Linked DNA regions of Homo sapiens: region 2 is linked to region 1. Evidence: read pairs that join two places in POLR2A ChIA-PET (ENCODE). Cell type or tissue: PC-3. All regions are shown on one strand. Links, peaks and the distances in the headings refer to the core of each region. The heading gives the core; the rest is flanking DNA.

Region 1 (4,160 bases), core at 899-3,398:
TGTTTTACCCAGACATCTTGGAGTCCTGTTCAACTTAAAATATTGTGTGTAGTCTTTACTGCATTAGAACTTAGAAATAATAGCTAATATCTGTTAAGCATTTGCTATTTGCCAAGTACTGTGTTAAGCATTTTGCACATATTTTTATTTAATTTTTTTTTTTTTTTAGTAGAGATGGGGCCTCACTATGTTTCCAGGGCTCAAGCGATTCTCCCACCTTGGCCTCCCAAAGTGCTGGGATTACAGGCATGAGCCACTGCGCTCAGCGTTGCACGTACCTTATTTGTTTACTTTCAGCAGCAGCCCTATGTGGTAGTTTTATCCCCATTTTAATAGATGAGGAGTCTGTGGTTTGGAGAGATTAAGTAATTTGCCCAAGGTCACATGCTAGAATTTGGCACATCAGGGATTCAAATCCAGGTGTGGAGTGCAGTGGCCTGATCAGGGCTCACTTCAGCCTCAATCTTATGGGCTCAAGAGATCATCCTGCCTCAGCCTCCCCAGTGGCTGAGACTACAGGCACACGCCACCACGCTGGGCTAATTTTTGTTGTTGTTAGTAGAGATAAGGTCTGCGTATGTTGTCCAGGCTGATCTCAAACTGTTGAGCTCAAGTGATCCTCTCACCTCGGCCTCCCAAAGTGCTGGGATTGCAGGCATAAGCTACCGCGCAGGGCAGCATTAGCACTCTTAAATAGTATTCTGACCCTCAAAAGTGTTGATTTAATGAAAGATCAAGATGATTCATAACCAGATGCCACTCTTATTCATAGTCTTCATGTTGGCTTTTATTTGGGGCAGGAAAAAAGAAACAAGAAAAACAAACTCCCACTTAATTTTTCCCTAATTATTATTTCCAGATGAATTTATCTTCTGAATAAAGGAATTTATTGTCTCAATTTCCTGTCTTACTGGGCATTATGTTGAATTTCACTGACTCTTTTCTTATGTCACTCTCCTAGCTATTTATTTTGTTTAGACACAATACTCTGAACAAACCTAAATCTGACATTTTAGAAGCAAGAATACAATTTTTGGGGGGAAATTAGAGTTACTAATTTAACTGGGTCATAGAGATGTATTATTACTGTGATTTCTAAAGAAGATTATGTTTTCTTTGAATTGTGCTCTTTTCAGATTTTGAGATTTTTAATAATTCACTGGAAGTGTGACATAGATGTATCAAAGGGAGCATTGCTAGAAGGGCAGCTAGTGATTTCCATAGAAGGATTAAATTCTAAGCACCAGGCAAATGCTCTTCATTGTGTAACAACTAGTAAGTAGAGAAAGAAAAAATATTTTCTATCTCTTTTGTCATGGTTTATGTCGTAGCTTATTTAAAAATTTCAATTAGAATCTTTTATCATGTTATTCCAGGATTGTTCCATAATTATAAAATGAAATGATTATGTAATAAGTGTCTGGTGGTAGATTTACAAATGTATCATACAGGAAAGGTGAGTAGTTGAATGACTCTTACCATAGATTATTTATTTTACTGGTTTAAGTTAAAATTGCTCAGAAACAATCTTATTTTTCTCTTGATTTTAATCTACTTTGTCACAGCTAAATTATATTACATTGAGCTTTACCTACTTTTTTTTTCCCAAGTCTAAATTTTGGCAGTAGCAAAAAAAAAAAAAAAAAAGGAAAAATGATGAATGGTGCATACTGTGATTAGTTTGAAAATATCTCTTCCATTTGGCTTTCATGCTTTTATCATTTTTGCCTGTTGTCTTTGAGGGAAACCTGATGCAGTGAGTGGCTCTGAAGCATGAATTTTCTTAAACTTGAAGTGTTAGCTTTTTGTGTGTGTGTGTGTGGTGTGTGTGTGTGTAGGTTTATTGAAGGGTACTTTGGATTGAAGTTGCCCCTTCAGGCTTAGAGAAGTCACTTGGGCACCAAGTTGAGATTGGATAGTGAACTAGGCTTTACAAGACATTTGCTTACCTGAACAGGAATGACCTGTCTTGTCTTTGTGTATTAATATTAAACATCTTCAAGAGCAGTATGACAGGTTGGTTTGCTCTTACTCTGCATGAACTGCACTCTGACTGGCAGGGTTCCCACCACTCTTGAGAGAAATGCTTGGCTACGTGTCTAGGGTGATGGTTGGTCTGTGTGTGGTTGTAATAGTCTAATCCAATAAACTCTGGCCAGGGTAGCAAGGTTGATTTAATTCAAAGCAAAGGACTTTAGCCACAGTAGTTTTTGGCAAGAAACTCGATTCTGCATTTTGAGCCTGATGAACTTCTTTAGCCCACCTAGAATAGGGGGCATTTCTCTTCTCTTTATTGTCTCTGAGCTTTAAGTAATTATGGTTATAATTATTTATTTATTTATTTAGAGATGGAGTCTCACTCTGTCGCCCAGGCTGGAGTGGCGCAATCTGGGCTCACTGCAACCTCTGCCTCCTGGGTTCAAGCAATTCTGCCTCAGCCTCCTGAGTAGCTGAGATTACAGGCAGCTGCCACCATGCCTGGCTAATTTTGTGTGTGTGTGTATTTTTAATAGAGATGGAGGTTTCACCATATTGGCCAGGCTGGTCTCAAACTCCTGACCTCAAGTGATAGTGATCCACCTGCCTCTGCCTCCCAAAGGGCTGGGATTACAAACGTGAGCTACCGCACCCAGCCTATGTTTATATATTTTTTTTGGGTAGGAAACGTGGTGATACATGCTTGATAAAAAACATTACAGAAACATATATTGTGGAGAGTGAGACTTTCTACACATCTCACGCCTTTGAGATGATTATTAACATTGAGTATATATTCTAGATTTTCCTTTTTCCCCCTACTTGCCAAGGATAATCTGTCTTCTAGATTTTTCTATGCCTACGTTCTTAGTTATCAATATCCATTTTTTAGAACTAGAACTATACTATACATATGACTGTGCTATGTACCAGTACTTTGTGGGCAGCATTTCATGTTAGCATAAGGGATCTATTTCATTTTTTTTGTAAAAAAATGTACACTTATTTAGTTTTAGTTTTTGTCAGTTACACACACATATGGTTTTGGCTGGGTGTAGTGGCTCATGCCTGTAACACCAGCACTTTGGGAGTCTGAGGTGGGCAGATCACATGAGGTCAGGGGTTCGAGATCAGCTGTCCAAAATGGAGAAACCCTGTCTCTACTAAAAATATAAAAATTAGCGGGTTGTGGTGGCACACACCTGTAATCCCAGCTACTCGGGAGGCTGAGGCATGAGAATCACTTGAACCTGGGAGGACAGAGGTTGCAGTGAGCCAAGATCGCACCACTGCACTCCAGCCTGGGTGACAGAGTGAGACTCCATCTCAAAACAAACAAACAAAAAACCCGACAGTACCCTGCGTGCTTCCCCCATCTCTCCCTTCCCATCTTTCTCCCTCCTAGAGGCTAATACTTTTAACTCTGTTAATTGATTATTTAATATTTATCTTTGATCTAAGTAACATGTTTGTGTTGTTGTATCTTTTTTTTTTCCCCCAAATATGGTCTCACTCTGTCACCCAGGCTGGAGTGCAGTGGCACAATCATAGCTCACTGTAACCTTAAATGCCTGGGCTCAAATGATCCTCCTAACTCAGCCTCCTGAGTAGCTAGGACTACAGGCATGTGCTACCATGCCTGGTTGTTTTATTTTTGTATTTTTCTAGAGACAGGGTCTCTTGCTATGTTGCCCAGGCTGGTCTGAAACCCCTGGGCTCAAGCAGTCCTCTCACTTTGGCCTCCCAAAGTGCTGGGATTGCAGGTGTTAGCCACCACGCCTGGCCAAGATGTTATTTATTTATTTATTAATTTAGAGACAGGGTCTTACTCTGTCACCCAGGCTGGACTGCAGTGGTGCAATCACTGCTCACTGCAGCCTTGACCCCCTGAGCTCAGGTGATCCTCCCACCTCAGCCTCCTGAGTAGCTGGGACTACAGGCATGTGCTACCATGCCTGACTAATTTTTGTTTTGTTTTGTTTTTGTTTTTTGAGGCAGAGTCTCACTCTGTCACCAGGTTGGAGTGCAGTGGCGCCAGGATCTCGGCTGGCTGCAACCTCTGCCTCCCAGATTCAAGCGATTCTCCTTTCTCAGCCTCCCAAGTAGCTAGGACCACAGGTGTGCACCACCACGCCCAGCTAATTTTTGTATTTTTAGTAGAGACCAGGTTTCACTACGTTGGC
Region 2 (2,500 bases), core at 1-2,500, 120 kb before region 1:
GCAAGAGGATTGCTTGAACTCAGGAGTTGGAGGTTATAGTGAACTATGATCATGCGACTGCACTTCAGCCTGTATGACACAGCAAGACCCTGTCTCAAATAAACAAACAAACAAATGCCTTGCTCAGCTAGCTGAGGCAGGCTTTGGGCTGACCTTGAGGGATTTATTGTCTGGGAGGCAGGACCTACCTCAGTGAGCGAGTTTATATGAATAAGTATTGATAGGCAAATGGTAGGTAAGGAGGGAGAGGATGTGGCAGTAATCCCAGGTAGTTAAATTTTTTGGAGAAATGATTTGATTTAAAAACCGACTTGGGGCAGGTGTCATGGCTCACGTTTGTAATCCTAGCACTTTGGGAGGCCGGGGTGGTTGGATCCTTTTGAGTCCAGGAGTTCAAGACCAGCCTGGGCTACATGGGTAAACTTCATCTGTACAAAAAATAAAAAACTAGCCAGCCGTGGTGGTACGTACCAGTAGTGCCTGTAGTCCAGCTGAGGCTGGAGGATCTCTTGAGCCTGGGAGGTGGAGTTTGCAGTGAGCTAAGATCATGCCACTGCACTCCAGCCTGGGCAACAGAGTAAAACCCCGTCTGAGGAAAACATAAAAACAACAACAAAAAAGTAAACCGACTTGGTATAGACAAGAGTGACTGTTGTCTCTTTAATCAGTTTAAGTTTTTTTTTTTTTTTTAAGAGGGTCTCACTGTGTTGCCTAGGCTACACTTGAACACGTGGCTCAAGTGATCTTCCTACCTCAGGCTCCCAAGTAGCTGGGACTACAGGAGGTTTCCTGAATTTGAATCCTGGCTCTCCCTCTTCTTGGCTGTGTGATCTTGGACATATTAGGAACGCTGCCTCTATTTTGTTACCTATAAAATGAGGATAATAGCTAACTACAGTAAATTAAATATATTAATACAACAAACTAAATTTATATTAGTGTAGCCAACACAATTATATTAATCTTCATAGCAATTCACGTGTTAGCTATTTCTTTTTTTTTTTTTTTTAAGATGGAGTCTTGCTCTTGTCACCCAGGCAGGAGTACAGTGGCGCAATTTCAGCTCACTGCAACCTCTGCCTCCTGGGTTCAAGTGATTCTCCTGCCTCAGCCTCCCTAGTAGATGGGATTACAGGCGCCCGCTATCACGCCCAGCTAATTTTTGTATTTTTAGTAGAGACAGGATTTCACCATGTTGGCCAGGCTGGTCTTGAACTCCTGACCTCAGGTGATCCACTTGCCTCGGCCTCCCAAAGTGCTGGGATTGCAGGTGTGAGCCACCATGCCCTGCCAACATTAGCTATTTCTTTTTTTTTTTGAGTCGGAGTCTTGCTCTGTCGCCCAGGCTGGAGTGCAGTGGTGCGATCTTGGCTCACTACAAGCTCCGCCTCCCGGGTTTACGCCATTCTTCTGCCTCAGCCTCCCGAGTAGCTGGGACTACAGGTGCCTGCCACCACCTCGCCTGGCTAATTTTTGTATTTTTGGTAGAGATGGGGTTTCACCGTGTTAGCCAGGATGGTCTCGATCTCCTGACCTCGTGATCTGCCCGCCTTGGCCTCCCAAAGTGCTTGGATTACAGGCGTGAGCCACTACGCCTGGCCAACATTAGCTATTTCTAAACCTATTTTGGAAATATGGGAGTTGAGGCTGTTGGTTAAGTGACTATTCTTTTTTTTTTTTTTGATGGAGTCTCGTGTCACCCAGGGAGGAGTGCAGTGGTGCGATCTTGGCTCACTGCAACCTCCTGGGTTCAAGCAATTCTGCCTCAGCCTCCTGAGTAGCTGGGACTACAGGGATGCACCACTACACCCAGCTAATTTTTCTATTTTTAGTAGAGATGGGGTTTTACCATATTGGCCAGGCTGGTCTCGAACTCCTGACCTCAAATGATCCTCCCACTCGGCCTCTCAGAGTGCTGGGATTACGGGTGTGAGCCACCATGCCTGGCCATTCTTAAGATCAAATGGCTACAAAGTTGGTGGCTCAAGGAACTGAACCAGACATTGGAACCATCTAGGGCTTTGTTTATAATCGTTATGCTATACGGCTGTTGGGAGAGTCAAATGAGGACATGTGACACGTGTATGTAGTCACTTCTCATGAAATGTTAGCCATCTCATATAAATGAGTTAGAACATTCTGGGGACACTGGGATGGCCTAGTAGAGCAGCACACAGCTGATCCAAAGATTTTGGATATAGGTGTGAGTGCAGCACATACTTCTAGTAGTGAAGGCAGTGAATATTTGTAATTAGCGATACCTAGAAGTGATTTGGCTACTGTACCACATCAATTTTGGCCACCTCCAGTCTCTGGCAATACTATTTTGTGTCCTGGGAGCAATTCTTGTGGATATGGAGAATAAAGGTTATTGATAGTGTAGGGGATTTTCAAAGACATTAAGGAAGGCTAAGAGGTTGCATTGGCTGTAGGATTGGAGGCCTAGGAAGCCTTCTGCCTGATGCCCATTGAACATCCCTGGAGAATGCTGGATTTTTAG

What was found. ChIA-PET counts read pairs that join two places held together with the same protein. Peaks named below come from ENCODE experiments on the same cell type or tissue, not always from the same donor. Only the 100,000 strongest peaks of a DNase experiment are listed, where the experiment ranks them.
Region 2: POLR2A ChIA-PET joins it to region 1 with 11 read pairs; 8 of 35 experiments call an interaction of 5 or more read pairs at or near these places.

What each region holds. Positions count from the first base shown.
Region 1 is chr11:66,747,243-66,751,402 of GRCh38, forward strand. All of the region lies in intron 1 of TOP6BL (TOP6B like initiator of meiotic double strand breaks), which reads left to right. Among named protein-coding and RNA genes, the nearest start is that of TOP6BL, 4.6 kb to the left of the region's middle. In PC-3, for the core only: no CTCF peak of the experiment used is centred there; a DNase peak (open chromatin) is centred at 2,059; H3K4me3 peaks cover 853 bases; H3K27ac peaks cover 890 bases.
Region 2 is chr11:66,629,985-66,632,484 of GRCh38, forward strand. All of the region lies in intron 1 of RBM14-RBM4 (RBM14-RBM4 readthrough), which reads left to right. Among named protein-coding and RNA genes, the nearest start is that of RBM4, 7.5 kb to the right of the region's middle. In PC-3, for the core only: no CTCF peak of the experiment used is centred there; no DNase peak of the experiment used is centred there.